2 separate regions of the Homo sapiens genome follow, and region 1 is linked to region 2. A link is an interaction called in ENCODE POLR2A ChIA-PET data of the cell type or tissue named here. Cell type or tissue: A673. All regions are shown on one strand. Each heading gives the region's core, and the rest is flanking DNA. Links, peaks and the distances in the headings are about the cores only. Region 1 overlaps L1CAM (L1 cell adhesion molecule). Region 2 overlaps PLXNA3 (plexin A3).

Evidence for each region. Peaks named below come from ENCODE experiments on the same cell type or tissue, not always from the same donor. Only the 100,000 strongest peaks of a DNase experiment are listed, where the experiment ranks them.
Region 1: POLR2A ChIA-PET joins it to region 2 with 6 read pairs; 2 of 35 experiments call an interaction of 5 or more read pairs at or near these places.

What each region holds. Positions count from the first base shown.
Region 1 is chrX:153,872,923-153,880,204 of GRCh38, forward strand. L1CAM (L1 cell adhesion molecule) reads right to left here. Exons shown (of 29, transcript NM_001278116.2): 2 at 2,839-3,022; 3 at 306-320. The coding sequence starts at 2,914. Among named protein-coding and RNA genes, the nearest start is that of L1CAM-AS1, 4.1 kb to the right of the region's middle. RefSeq lists an enhancer at 6,613-6,672. In A673, for the core only: no CTCF peak of the experiment used is centred there; a DNase peak (open chromatin) is centred at 2,589.
Region 2 is chrX:154,465,434-154,472,621 of GRCh38, forward strand. It overlaps PLXNA3 (plexin A3), which reads left to right. Exons shown (of 33, transcript NM_017514.5): 12 at 1-87; 13 at 224-414; 14 at 502-647; 15 at 717-837; 16 at 943-1,079; 17 at 1,190-1,360; 18 at 1,624-1,717; 19 at 1,799-2,038; 20 at 2,112-2,255; 21 at 2,334-2,568; 22 at 2,649-2,791; 23 at 2,870-3,126; 24 at 3,230-3,296; 25 at 3,390-3,536; 8 more. Among named protein-coding and RNA genes, the nearest start is that of LAGE3, 10 kb to the right of the region's middle. RefSeq lists an enhancer at 6,773-7,067. In A673, for the core only: no CTCF peak of the experiment used is centred there; no DNase peak of the experiment used is centred there.

The DNA.
Region 1 (7,282 bases), core at 558-4,557, 590 kb before region 2:
GGGTATGACAGAAAGAAGCGGGGGCAACAAAAGCCAAGACACAGAAACCAAGAAGGACAAACCCCAGACAGGGGAGAAGGGACCAGAGAGAATGGCAGAGAGGAACAGTGAGGGTGACAGAGTACCCAGGCTGGGGCAGAGACAGAACAAAGCCAGCCCCACACAGGTGAGAGAAGCACATGGTGCTCAGGGAGAGCCGAGCAGGGCCCCGGCACTCAGGAGGGCGGGGGTGCAGGCTCAGCTGAGGGCCTCCTTACCCTTCTCCTTGGCCTTCTGGGAAACACTCTCACCCCTCCCCAACTTACCATGGTGTCCTTCATCTGAGAAATCCAGGCAGGCAGCAAGGGAGGGAATGGAGAGAAATACTGACAGGCAGCCCCAGAGTGGGGCAGATGGCAGGGGACATAGTAAGCTCCTGCAGCCCCCCCGTGGAGAGGGAATGGCAGGAGAGGAGGCCCTGGCAGTGGCAACAAGGGGGCACACGCTGGGCTGGAGCAGTGGCAGGTCAAGCCCAGGGAGATGGGACAGAGAGATGCCCAGGGAGAGGAGCTCCACTGGATAGACACACAGGGCATGTAGCCCAGAGGCAGCCAGGCCATGCCTCCAGCTCTAGCAGACAGGGAGAGAGAAATTCTTGCCTTTAACAAGGAGTGTCCTTGCAGCCCCCTGGCAGGGCCTGGCAGGGCCTGCAGAACTGACCCCACCCATTCAGGATGCCTTGGAAGGCACCGTCCCCTGCTCCAGCCTGCTTCCCTCCTAATCCAATTAGCACAGCTGAGTGTTTTCAATTACCAGGGCCCAGCCTTCAGAGCCCTGCTGCCCCCTCCCCCTGAAAACTATCCCAAAGGCCCTGCTGCCTCTGAGTTTCCATAGCCTGCGGGGTTGGCGCCAGCCCTCCTCTTCTCCCTCCTTCCTCCCAGACAGCCACCAAGCTCTCTGGGGCAGAGGCCAGAGCTGCTGTCCCAGCCCCAGGACTCTGCAGAGCACTGGCCAGGGCGGCCTCGAGGAAGGGAGAAGAGGGAGGGAGGGAGCAGCAGGCTGCCTCTGAAAGCTTTGTCTCTGCAGAAGACCTCAGTGTGAAGGTCCAGGGAGGGAGGAGGGGGCTCCCTGGGGACACTGCAGAGGGCCCTGAGCTGGGGAGGGAGATGGTGACAGGGATGACAGGATGCAGAAAGCCAACTAGGTGGAGGAAGCAGGAAAAGAGACAAAGGGGGCTGGAGTGGCTGGGGAGGGAGAGATGGAAGACAGGTTCCAACAGGGAGGGCCGGCTGCCTGCCACTGCCCACTGTGTCGTATCAGGGTCAAGAACAAGTGCTGGTCAGTGACCAGGGCAGCCTTGGAGCTGCCATGGCCTTTTGGCCTAGTTCTCTCTCCCCACTCCCATCTTTCTGTAGAGAATGCACGGCTTGCATTCCACTGTACAGTGTTATATTGTGTATCCACCTCTGTGTCCTCTGGGTCTAAAAGCCTCACTGGTGTGTGTTTCCACCTGTGTGGCCTCTCAGCGGCTCTGCTCCTTCATCCCTGCACCTGCCTTGTCTTCATGCACCTGTGTGCATGTGTCCATGTGCATCTGTACCAAGGGAGTCTGCCTGGCCCTGGCCCTCCATGTATGTGTCTAAGGGGCCAGCCCCTTTACCTCCTCCAAGCCCTCACTGCCTCCCAACGCCAGGTGCCTCCCCAGCCTCTCTCTCGCAGCCCCTGTCCCACTGCTGGCACAGACAGTCTTCCCAACCCCTATCCGCCAACTCGTCTCTCAGTGACACTGGCCTCCTCCTTGTCCAGGCCCAGAGACAAAGGTGTCAAGGTGAGGCTGGGAAGGGACTGGAGCCTGGTAGCTCAAGAGACACAAATGCCCTCACACATGATACCCTGTGACATGCCCCTCACACGGCCTGACAGCTACTTACAGGAGAAAACACCATCACGGTAACACCCCCCACACGCAAGTGTGTACTTACATTCAGCCCCACTCACACATACACATGACCCAATGCAATCAAATGTCGTGGTCAAATACCTCCCGACCTCCACAAGCCTGGCCAGTAAGTAACAGAGTGACTCACACAGTCACCCATGTAAGGAAGTCAAAATCACATTCACGAATATCTACGCTCAGTCAATCACAAGAACACACAGACATACACAGTGTATCCATGCTTAATCACAACCCTACGGCCACACTCCCCAACATCCACTCACCTGCTTGTGCCCCCAACAAATGTTACAACCATAGACACATGCTCCAGCAGCCCTGCCCCCACCCCCACCAAATAACTACACACAAAAAAGGGTCCAGAAGGCTGCTGGGCTGGGACCAGGGTTTTTCAAGCCACCTTTTCCTGTCTCAGTTCAGAGACAGGGTGACCAAGGGCCCAGGAGGGGAAAGAGAAATGGGGACAAGACTTGAACACAGGCCTTTGCACAAGCCAGCTGAGGGCTGGGGACGACCCCATTCTCCTGCTGCCACACCCCTGTGGTGGGGGATGGAAGCGGAGGAGTCGGAGTGGGGCGGGCAGAGATGGGGCGGGCTAAGGAGAGCATGGAGGAGGCCCAAGACCTCGGGGCCCTGCTCCAGGTTCGCTGTCCCTGGTGCTGAAATCGCCCCGGCGGCCGCGCCTGTCCCTGTCCATGGTCCTGACACGCCCCGCACCTTCTACCCTGCCCTTCTCTCCGGGGGTACCCAACGTCCTGGCTATCTCCTGCCCACCCTGTGCCCAGGAAAGGCCAGGGAGAGGAGTCAGGGTCCGGAACAGGGAGAAGGTGAGGAGGTAGAAGATAAAGAGGGGCCCAACATAGCGGCGAAGGTAGGCGCCCAGGCTCCCTTCAGCTACTCACATTCCTCGGGGATCTGGATAAGCAGGCAGGGGCTGCAGAGGAGGAGAGGCCACACGTACCGCAGCGCCACGACCATCTTTCCCGGCGGCACCGCGCAGCACAGCCAGCCGGGCTCGGTTCAGGCTCCGGCCGGAGGGGAAGGGGGCTGGTGGGCGGCTTGGGGCGGGAGTTGGGAGTGGGGGCACTGGGAGAGGGGAGAAGGGAAGGGAAGGGTGGGGGAAGAGAGACGAGAGAACGGAAGGACGTTAGTGACTAACATCTGGGTAAGCCCGGGCTCTTGGCCCCGCCCTCAGCCCCGCCCCCAGCTGGCCGGCTTCTCCAGCCCTCCCCTCCCCATCCGCACCCCTCCCCACCTTGGAGGGAGAAATCTGGAAGAGATAGCCCTGGCTGGGCCTCTAGGTTGCCTTTTATTCCCTCTCTACTCTCTGTCTGCACCTTTCCTGCCAGCTGCCTTCCCAGCACCAACTTGTTGCCCCATCAGCTCCCCTGTGCATGGCATGCACATCCCCGTATGTGTCTGCATGTGCAGGTGTCCGTGGGCATGTGTGTGGTTGTGGATCTGCAAGCAGGGAGTGAGCTGTATGTGAGCTGGTATTTCTGTGGTGTGTCTTCTCTGGGAGGGGTTGCACTCATGAGTGGGTGTGTTAGTGTGTGTGCCTGAGGGAATCAACACACAAGTCTGCTAGCTACGTGTGTCTTCTTGTATGTCTTTATGTATCTGTGGGGATGAATCCCTGTATCTATTATCTCTGTGTGCACACACATGTAGAGAAGAATTCTTCTTGCAGTCACATTGCTATAGCTTTCAGAGCCAACTGATGCCTGGGTGCTGTACAGACCTAAAAAGCTAATGGGGGGATTGGGAAGTGGGATAGAGAAGGGAGGAAAGGGGCCCAAGATGGCAGCATTTCACAAAATAGTTTCAGGAAAATGAAGAAAGAATGGGGAAAGGGCCAGGCGTGGTGGCTCACGCCTGTAATCCCAGTAGTTTGGGAGGCTGAGGTGGGTGGATCTCTTGAGGTTGGGAGTTTGAGACCAGCCTGGCCAACATGGCGGAACCCCGTCTCTACTAAAAATACAAAAAGAAAAAAAATTAGCCTTGGTGGTGGGCGCCTGTAATGCCAGCTACTTGGGAGGCTGAGGCATGAGAATCACTTGAGCCTGAGAGGCGGAGGTTGCAGTGAGCCAAGATCGTGCCACTGCCCCCCAGCCTGGGTGATGGAGTGAGACTCTGTCTAAAAAAATAAATAAAAATAAAAATAAAAGGCCAGGCACAGTGGCTCATGCCTGTAATCCCAGCACTTTGGGAGGCCGAGGTGGGTGGATCACCTGAAGTCAGGAGTTCAAAACCAGCCAGGCCAACATGGTGAAACCCTGTCTCTAGTAAAAATACAAAATTAGGGCTGGGCGTGGTGGCTCACGCCTGTAATCCCAGCACTTTGGGAGGCTGAGGCAGGCGGATCATGAGGTCAGCAGTTTGAGACCAGCCTGGCCAACATGGTGAAATCCTGTCTCTACTAAAAATACAAAAAAAAAAAAAAAAAAAAAAAAAAAAGCCAGGCGTGGTGGCTCATGCCTGTAATCCCAGCTACTCAGGAGGCTGAGGCAGGAGAATCACTTGAACCCAGGAGGCAGAGGTTGCGGTGAGCGGAGATTGCGCCATTGTACTCCAGCCTGGGTGACAGAGCAAGACTCTGTCTCAAAAAAAAAAAAAAAGTTAGCCTGGCGTGGTGGTGCATTCCTGTAATCCCAGCTACTTGGGAGGCTGAGGCAGGAGAATCTCTTGAACCCAGGAGGCGGAAGTTGCAGTGAGCCAAGATCGCACCATTGCACTCCAGCCTGGGCAACAAGAGCGAAACTCCATCTCAAAAAAAAGAGAGAAAGAATGGGGAAGGAAGCCTTCCCTTGAGAACTGGTGTGGGAGAAGAGAGGAAGGAGGAAAACAACCCCCTGCTGCTCCTCAGCCCCCTGGGGGTCAAGAGAGGCCACTGAGGCCTCCTCCCTTCCAGATGCTCCAGGTTAGGGTCAGGACAGGGGTCAGGACAAGCTCTGGGACATTTTCCGTGACAGTGTTTCTAACACTTCTTGTGTGTCTCAAAGTCCCAATTTCTAGGTCTTTGTCTGAGTCTTCAGAGCTCAACTGCTGCATGTGTCCACCCCAAACCCAAGCCACACCGGCCATGTCCATATTCACCTACAAGTAAGGGGAGCCAAAGACTAAGGGTCTGAAAGAGGGGGCTCCTCTGACAATGACAAGAGGAAACAGACTCCCAAGTGGCCAGACCACTTCAATTCCAAACAGGAAGTGGTTAAAGTGCAGGCAAGGCAAGAAAGGGTGTTGTTAGGTGACAGAGCTTGGAGGCTGAAGTCCCAGACTAGACGCCTTCATTAAATCCATACTGTGCATCCTCCCTCTGCCCAGCCAGGACCTTATCAAAGCGGGCACCGAGCCTCAGCAGGAACACCGAAAGGATGGTAGAGAAGTCAGCCATGCTGTGCTAAGGCTCTGGGCCTTGTCAGTTTTGTGTAACAGAGTGACCCAAGAAGAGCTGTGAATGCGGCAGATCCCGTGGGGACTCTGGGCAAGAGCTTGCTGCAGAGGGTGGTGGAGAAGCAGCAGGGTGGGTCAGCGTGCATGGCCTGGAGGCCAAGAGATGACTTGGAGGGTAAGAAGAGTGATTCCCAGCCTGCAAGAGCTGGACCTGGGCCCAGAAGGGAAGAGCAACAGTGGATCTGTTCCACCCCGGCCTCTCCCTACAAAGCCAGTGGATCAGGGGAGGCCCCAGGCAGCACTGGCCTCAACTTCAAGGCCTGTAGGAGCAGTAGGAGACTCGGATCAGAGAGCAGATGATCAAACAGCAGCCTTGGGAGCTCTGAGCACTGGTCTTAGGAGGGGGAGGGGAGGAAACCGGAGCAAGGAAAAGCTCAAAGAAGGACCCTCCTGCATGTCAGAGGCTTTTGGGTGCTCTGGAGGTCGATAATTTCTGCCACGCAAGTTCCTCTATTTGTCCTCCAAATCTAGAATCCTGGAATGGTGTTTGGCATGTACGCTCAGGGGAAATACAATATCCCCAAACCCCTGGTCCCCGCTCCCTGCCCCATCCCAGCCCCATCCCATCTCCCCACAGGCTCATATCCAACTTCTTTTTTGGTCTCCCAGTATTTGCCACCTAGCTTGCCACCGCCCTGGGCAGTCGGAGACAGGCAGGAAGCAGCCAGAAGGTTGCGAGATATAACAGCTGGGAGGGGGCGCTCCCTCCTCTCCTCCCACTGCTGCTGGGTCTCTGATCTCTCACCATTCCTCAGGCAATTACAGAGCAAGCAGCTAGGGTTGTCAGCTCAGCAGGCCCTCTACCCCCCACCAGCACCACTAAGGGCAAAGGAGCGGGGAGGGGGGAGTGTTCCACAGATGGAGCCAAGGCCGGGTCTGCCAAGGGTGACAGACAGAGTGAGAAGAGGCAGGGGGGAGCAGGAGACAAAGACAGACGTAGGAAGACAGCGCTAACCACGATGGAGATGGTTAGGGGGTGGGGAAATTCCGAAACGGAGACCCAGGCAGCAGAGAAAGGGAGAGAAGAGGAAACCGGAGCACAAAGGGTGAGAGGCAGCTGCAGAGTGCGCCGCTGAGAAATGGCAGAAAGAGCGAGAAGAGTGAGGGGTGGGGGTGGGCGTGTGCACGTGCGCGTGCGCGCAGGCCGCCTGCACAGCGTCCTTGTCCCTGGGGGCTGTGCCAGGCAAGGGGCGGGGAGGAGGGAAGATGGGCCTGGGTCAGTGGAGGGGCTTCCCGGCGTGGACGTCACGCTGGCCTGGGAGCAGGGTAGAGAGACAGACAGAGGGTGGAGCAGCTGTGAGCTGGGGCCGGAGGGGCCTACAAAGCCCCACGCAACAGAGCATCAAGGCCCTGCCCACTTGTGGCACTGGGCAAGGGACGGCCGTGAGACAGGATGAATGGCACACTGCTGGCTGACCCATGCCATGCCAGGGAACAGGTGGGGGTCGGGGGATTCCTGCTGCGGGTAGGAACGGGGGGAGGGGGAAGCACCCAGAAAATCCCAGGGAAGCCTTCCAATATTGCTGCTGGCTGGGAGTAAGTGGTCACCTGGCTGGAGGAGACGCACATGTGTTAGGCCAAGAGTGAGCCTGCGTGACCATGCACTGAGTGGACAGTGGCCGCTGTGCTGGGGCAGTTGAAGATGGGGCCATTCCTGAGTAAGTCCGGTCCCAAACCCATCCTCCCCGGTGGGAAAGGGCCAGGGAGGCAAGGGTCACGCCCAGCAGCCTACAGGGAGGGGTTCAGCCCCAGAAGAGCCTTGCCCCATCCCACCCCACCTGGCCTCCCACTACACCCGCAGGTCCCTCAGGGAGTCCTCTGTCCTCTGCTCCAAAGTGCCTGCTTTGGTCTGATGGGAAGCAGCTTGCCAGGGAGGGACCTGGGAGGTTGTGG
Region 2 (7,188 bases), core at 5-4,004:
AAGGTGATGAGCATGGTGACACCGAGCTGGACTTTTCCGTGGTCTGGGATGGAGACTTCCCCATAGACAAGCCTCCCAGCTTCCGAGGTGAAGGCATGGGCCAGGGAGCTTCCCTCCTAAGGCAATTGGCACTGCTGGGGTCGGGTCTGGGGGCCCTAGTGCTCCCCACTTTCCACTTTTCTGCCACTGCCTGCTCCGTCAGCAGTGCCTTCTGTGCCTGCAGCCCTCCTGTACAAGTGCTGGGCGCAGCGGCCCAGCTGTGGCCTCTGCCTCAAGGCTGATCCCCGCTTCAACTGTGGCTGGTGCATCTCAGAGCACAGGTGCCAGCTGCGGACCCACTGCCCGGCCCCGAAGACCAACTGGATGCACCTGAGCCAGAAGGGCACCCGGTGCAGCCACCCCCGCATCACGCAGGTCAGCCTCCCTCACCGCCCCTGCCCACTGCCAACAGGGCCCCTGGGAGTCTGAGCCAACTCTCTCACTGCCCATCCTGCTCCACAGATCCACCCTCTCGTGGGGCCCAAGGAAGGAGGCACCCGGGTCACCATCGTGGGTGAGAACCTGGGCCTCTTGTCCCGAGAGGTGGGCCTGCGGGTGGCTGGCGTGCGTTGCAACTCCATTCCGGCCGAGTACATCAGTGCTGAGAGGTGAGTGCGGCTCTGTGGGTGCCCGGGCCGTATGTGGCCTGGCCGGCCCTGACGCTCTCTGAGCCCTAGGATCGTGTGTGAGATGGAGGAGTCGCTGGTGCCCAGCCCGCCGCCGGGGCCCGTGGAGCTGTGTGTGGGTGACTGTTCAGCCGACTTCCGCACGCAGTCGGAGCAGGTCTACAGCTTTGTGGTGCGTGGCTGCCGGCCCTACCCCTTCCTGTCCCTTCTCTCTCCCGCAAGGGGCGTGTGGAGCAGCCCGGCCCGGCTCCTCCCCTCAGGGCAGCTTCTCCCGCAGACCCCAACGTTTGACCAAGTGAGTCCCAGCCGTGGCCCGGCGTCCGGGGGCACACGGCTTACCATCTCAGGCAGCTCTCTGGATGCTGGCAGCAGGGTCACAGTGACTGTGAGGGACAGCGAGTGCCAGTTTGTAAGGTGGGCCGGGGCCCTGCCAGCTTTGGGTTGGGCATCGTGTGGGGGGCCGTGGGGACGGGTGGCTGAGGGCCCTGGGCCACCCGCTCCAAGCACCCTGCTTGCCAATGTAGGAGAGATGCCAAGGCGATCGTGTGCATCTCACCTCTCTCCACCCTGGGCCCCAGCCAGGCCCCCATCACACTTGCCATTGACCGGGCTAACATCTCCAGCCCCGGGCTCATCTACACCTACACTCAGGACCCCACCGTCACCCGCCTTGAGCCCACCTGGAGCATCATCAAGTAAGACCCTGGGGGACTGGGGAGCCTGGCAGTGTCCAGAGGGCTCAGGGACTGGGTGGTCTCTGAGCTCCGGTGGGGCCCCTCCTGGAGCCTAGGCCCTCATTGGTGGAGGGGGTGGAGCTGTCCTGGCTGCACAGTACCCGGCACCCACTAGGCGATCCAGGGTCAGGGAAGGCCTGGGCTGCCATGGCAGCCTTGATCGCTCTCCAGGGCTGGGTGGGTGCACTGGAGGAGGGAGCCTGAGGCCCCTGCCCTGTCCCTAGTGGAAGCACTGCCATCACTGTGAGTGGGACCCACCTGCTGACGGTCCAGGAGCCCCGGGTCCGTGCCAAGTACCGCGGCATTGAGACCACCAATGTGAGTACCAGCTGCCCCGCCCCACCCCGACCCTGCAGCCCATGGCTTCACGTGCCTGGCTGTCCACCTTTGTCCCCACAGACATGCCAAGTGATCAACGACACTGCCATGCTGTGTAAGGCCCCCGGCATCTTTCTTGGGCGGCCCCAGCCTCGGGCGCAAGGCGAGCACCCTGATGAGTTTGGCTTCCTGCTGGACCACGTGCAAACGGCCCGCTCCCTCAACCGCTCCTCCTTTACCTACTACCCTGATCCCAGCTTTGAGCCGCTGGGGCCCTCTGGCGTGCTGGACGTCAAACCGGGCTCCCACGTGGTGCTGAAGGTGCGGGCGGGGTGGGGGCGGGGAGGGGCGGGAAAGTGGAGAGTCCTGGGCTGAAGTTGTCCTCCACCCCCAGGGCAAGAACCTGATTCCCGCTGCAGCCGGCAGCTCCCGCCTCAACTACACTGTGCTGATAGGAGGCCAGCCGTGTTCGCTCACTGTCTCGGACACACAACTCCTGTGCGACTCACCCAGCCAGACTGGCCGGCAGCCTGTCATGGTAGGTGGGGATGGGGAGACCCCCTGGGCAGCCCAGGGTGGGCGTGGTGGTCAGCTCACCTCAGGCCTGTCCCCACAGGTGCTGGTGGGTGGCCTGGAGTTCTGGCTGGGCACCCTGCACATCTCGGCAGAGCGGGCGCTGACCCTACCGGCCATGATGGGGCTGGCGGCGGGGGGTGGGCTCCTGCTGCTGGCCATCACAGCCGTGCTGGTGGCCTACAAGCGCAAGACTCAGGACGCGGACCGTACCCTCAAGCGTCTGCAGCTGCAGATGGACAACCTGGAGTCCCGTGTGGCCCTGGAGTGCAAGGAAGGTGCCTGAGGCGGGGCGGGATGTGGTGTGGAAGCTGGGGACCTCCCTCCTGCCCACTCATTCCCTCTCTCCACCCCCCAGCTTTTGCAGAGCTGCAGACGGACATCAATGAGCTGACTAACCACATGGACGAGGTGCAGATCCCCTTCCTGGACTACCGGACTTACGCCGTGCGCGTGCTCTTCCCGGGCATCGAGGCCCACCCGGTGCTCAAGGAGCTGGATGTGAGCCTCTGCCTGGCCTGCCCCCCACCATTCCCTTCAGGGCCGCCCCCACCCTCTGAGACCTCCTGCTCCCCACAGACGCCACCCAACGTGGAGAAGGCCCTGCGCCTCTTCGGGCAGCTGCTGCACAGCCGCGCGTTCGTGCTTACCTTCATCCACACGCTGGAGGCCCAGAGCAGCTTCTCCATGCGCGACCGCGGCACCGTGGCCTCGCTCACCATGGTGGCCCTGCAGAGCCGGCTCGACTATGCCACGGGGCTGCTCAAGCAACTGCTGGCCGACCTCATCGAGAAGAACCTCGAGAGCAAGAACCACCCCAAGCTGCTGCTACGCAGGTACCTGCCTTGCTCTATCCAGGCCACACCTTTGTCCTGCCTGGGCCTGCCCCCTGTCCAAGCCCCACCCCTGCCAGGCCCGAGCCCCCTTCTCTTGCCCTAGGACAGAGTCAGTGGCTGAGAAGATGCTTACCAACTGGTTCACGTTCCTGCTGCATAAGTTTCTGAAGGTGCGCCAGGTGGGTGGGCGGCAGGGAGGTGGTGGCAGAGGACCGGCCAGTGGTCAGGCAGGCAGCCAGCTGTGCACCTGTCCCTGGCTGCAGGAGTGTGCTGGGGAGCCTCTCTTCCTGCTTTACTGTGCCATCAAGCAGCAGATGGAGAAGGGCCCCATTGATGCCATCACGGGCGAGGCACGATACTCCCTGAGCGAGGACAAGCTCATCCGTCAGCAGATCGACTACAAGACACTGGTGAGCGCAGGGCCAGGCGGGCCAGAGGTAGGGGTGCAGAGAGAGGCCTCGCCCCAGACTGACACTGGAGTCCGCTTTCCCCTCAGACCCTTCACTGCGTGTGTCCGGAGAACGAGGGCAGCGCCCAGGTCCCAGTGAAGGTTCTCAACTGTGACAGCATCACCCAGGCCAAAGATAAGCTGCTGGACACTGTGTACAAGGGCATTCCGTACTCCCAGCGTCCCAAAGCTGAGGACATGGACCTGGGTGAGGTCCCCACCCTCTCCTCCTGGCTCCCACTCATACCCTCCTGTGCCGTGTGACCTCCGTGGGCTCTCCCGCTCCCCACCTGAACCCTGTTTCCAAAGAGGAGTGGGCCAGGCACTTGGGGGCTGCCAGCATAATCTTAAGGGCTGTCTGTGGCCCACAGAGTGGCGCCAGGGCCGCATGACTCGCATCATCCTCCAGGATGAGGATGTCACCACCAAGATCGAGTGTGACTGGAAGAGGCTCAACTCACTGGCCCACTACCAGGTGAGGGGTTGGGGCCCATTCCTCCCCAGGGCCACCTGGGAGCCAGGACCCTGCCTTGAGCTGCAGCAGGACACGGGAGCAGTGGCCCTGGCTCCCCTCGCCCTTCTCCCTGGGCTCGTGGGCTCCCCTCCTGGGTGTGGGTGGGTGGGGGCGCCTTGGCTTCTCAGCTTCCTGCACTGCCCCCCTCTGTCTCTGGGGCCTCCAGGTGACAGACGGTTCCTTGGTGGCATTGGTGCCCAAACAAGTGTCTGCCTATAACATGGCCAACTCCTTCACCTTCACCCGCTCCCTCAGCCGCTACGGTAGGTGTCCTCAGTGTGGTGGCCATGTGCCCTTCGAGGGAACCCCCACTTCCAAGTGCCATCGATTCTGTAGAGTGTAGACGGAGGGTCGGCCAGCGAGGGCAGATGGGTCCCCACATGCTGCTGAGCTCCCGGGAGAGTGGGGCAGGGGCCAGGTGGTGGCCTAAGGGTCACATGCATTCTCTGCTCCAGAGAGCTTGCTCCGCACGGCCAGCAGCCCTGATAGCCTCCGCTCACGGGCACCCATGATTACGCCTGACCAGGAGACAGGCACCAAATTGTGGCACCTGGTGAAAAACCACGACCATGCCGACCATCGCGAGGGGGACCGTGGCAGCAAGATGGTCTCCGAGATCTACCTGACACGGCTGCTGGCCACCAAGGTATGGGCCTGCCTCTCGCCACCTTGGCCTCCGCCCAGAGGTTGTCCCGGCCTTACAGGGGAGGGGCCATGGATCATTTGCTTCCAGTGGGCCTTTCTTCGGGTCTTTGCTGTGGGAACTCTGAGCCTTAGATAAAGGCCATGTCTGTCTGAGAGACCACTGGCCCTGTAGGGAAGCCCCTCTCTTTGCCAAGCCTTTCTGCCTCCATCTGTCCTGCTCTGGGGACATCCCAACCTGGCTCCCTCATAGCCTGTGACCTCTCTGCCCCACACAGGGCACACTGCAGAAGTTCGTGGATGACCTCTTTGAGACAGTGTTCAGCACAGCCCACCGGGGCTCGGCCCTGCCCCTGGCCATCAAGTACATGTTCGACTTCCTGGATGAGCAGGCGGACCAGCGCCAGATCAGCGACCCCGATGTGCGCCACACCTGGAAGAGCAACTGGTATCACCCCGTGCTGGGCTGCCAGCAGCCTGTCTGGAGACTGGTGGGCGGAAGACGCTGGTGGCTCTGCTGAGACCCAGGGCCTGGAGTAGCATCCAGGCAGGAGGGAATGAGGCCTGGCCTGGGGTTGACACTGACGGTGCCATCAAGCCAAGGGGCCTGTTGCGTCCAGTTCTGGAGCTGGACTGCCTGGGTGGGTGGGATGGTGGTGGTGAGGCCTTTGCCCTCTGGGGTCTTGCACCAGGTAGAGATGCTGGTGGTCGGTCGCAGGTGGTGAGAGCGGTGACAGGAGAAGCTGCGGAGGGGGTTGAGCCCTATTGAGAACAGAAGTTCAGCAGAGACTTAGAGGAAAGGCCGTTCACCCTAAATGTGTTGCTCTCACCACCTCTGGACAAGATGTGAGCCGGCCCGACAGGAAAGAGATGTGCACATGGGAGGGGCCCCTTGGGGCTAACTAGGGAGCCTCAGGCGCACGTCCCTCTGTTGTCCACAGCCTGCCGCTGCGCTTCTGGGTGAATGTGATCAAGAACCCGCAGTTCGTGTTCGACATCCACAAGAACAGCATCACGGATGCCTGCCTGTCGGTGGTAGCCCAGACCTTCATGGACTCCTGCTCTACATCCGAGCACCGCCTGGGGAAGGACTCGCCCTCCAACAAACTGCTCTACGCCAAGGACATCCCCAACTACAAGAGCTGGGTGGAGAGGTGGGCTCCGCCCTGCTGTGGGTGGCAGAGGGCAGGACCTGCCCCTCCCTGGGCTGCCTGTGCGAGGCAGGCCAGCTACAGGCAGGAAGCCCGGGGGCTGGCTGGGCAGTGAGGGCAGGGGTTCTAGTTTTTGTGATGTCGCCTGAGTGACATACTCAGGGTCCCAACAGGTATTATCGAGACATTGCAAAGATGGCATCCATCAGCGACCAGGACATGGATGCCTACCTGGTGGAGCAGTCCCGCCTCCACGCCAGCGACTTCAGCGTCCTGAGTGCGCTCAACGAGCTGTATTTCTATGTCACCAAGTACCGCCAGGAGGTGTGTGTCATCCCCACAGACTCCCAGTTACTTGGTCCTGAAGGTGCAGCCAGTGACAAAGGCAGGAGGGTTGGTGGGGGTTGGGGATTGTTCACGGTCTCTCCCCTGACCAGGGCCTGGGGCCGGCACAGGTGATGCTCTCTGGGATCACAGGTAGATGCTGGAATTTGAGGGACCCAGGAGATAAGCCACTGGCTGGGTACAAAGTGGCCACTGGGCAAAAGTTAAAGGGCCTGAGCACTGGAAGGGATGGGTCAGGCTTTGTGATGAGAAATAGCCAGAGGCAGGAGGACATAGAGGTGTGGACTTTAGGATGGAGTCTGGGCTGGACACATTTGCAAGCCTGTGGATGGCATTTAAAGCCCTGAGCCTGGATGAGCTCACAGGGAAGCCACAAGTGGGTGTGGAGGGAGAAGCGGCCCAAACACTGAGCCCAGGGCCCCAGGACACAAAGAGGGGAGGGGAGGGGAGGTGCAGCAGCCAGCGGGGAGGATGCCTGAGAGCGCCTGGTGGGGTCTGGCAACCTGAGCCAGTGAGGACCCCTCACAGGTCAGGGAGTGGCAGTGGCCGGCTCCATCTTCCAGTGCTGCTGCTGGTGAAGGATGGTGACCTGCAGAACACTCACTGGGTCTGGCGAGGGTCACGGGGTCCTGGCGCGAGGGAGGCTTGGGCTAGGAGGTAATGGGAGGGGGAATCCAGCACGGCGAGTCCAGAGTCCAGGTCACTCTAGGGACAGGCCGCACCCTAGCTGTGGAGAGGAGGAGGAGAAAGTGCTGTCGTCGGAGGGGCATTTGGGGCTGGGGAGAGCTGGTGGGTTTGTACAGGGGCTGCGGGGGAGGACGGAGGGATGAGGCGTGTGGGAGGGAGGAGCCCAGCTGGGAAGTGGGGACTTTGCATGGCAGGAGCTGCGCCCCCTACAGAGCCCAGCTCCAGGGGACTCCTCTCCCCCAGATTCTCACGGCTCTGGACCGAGATGCCTCTTG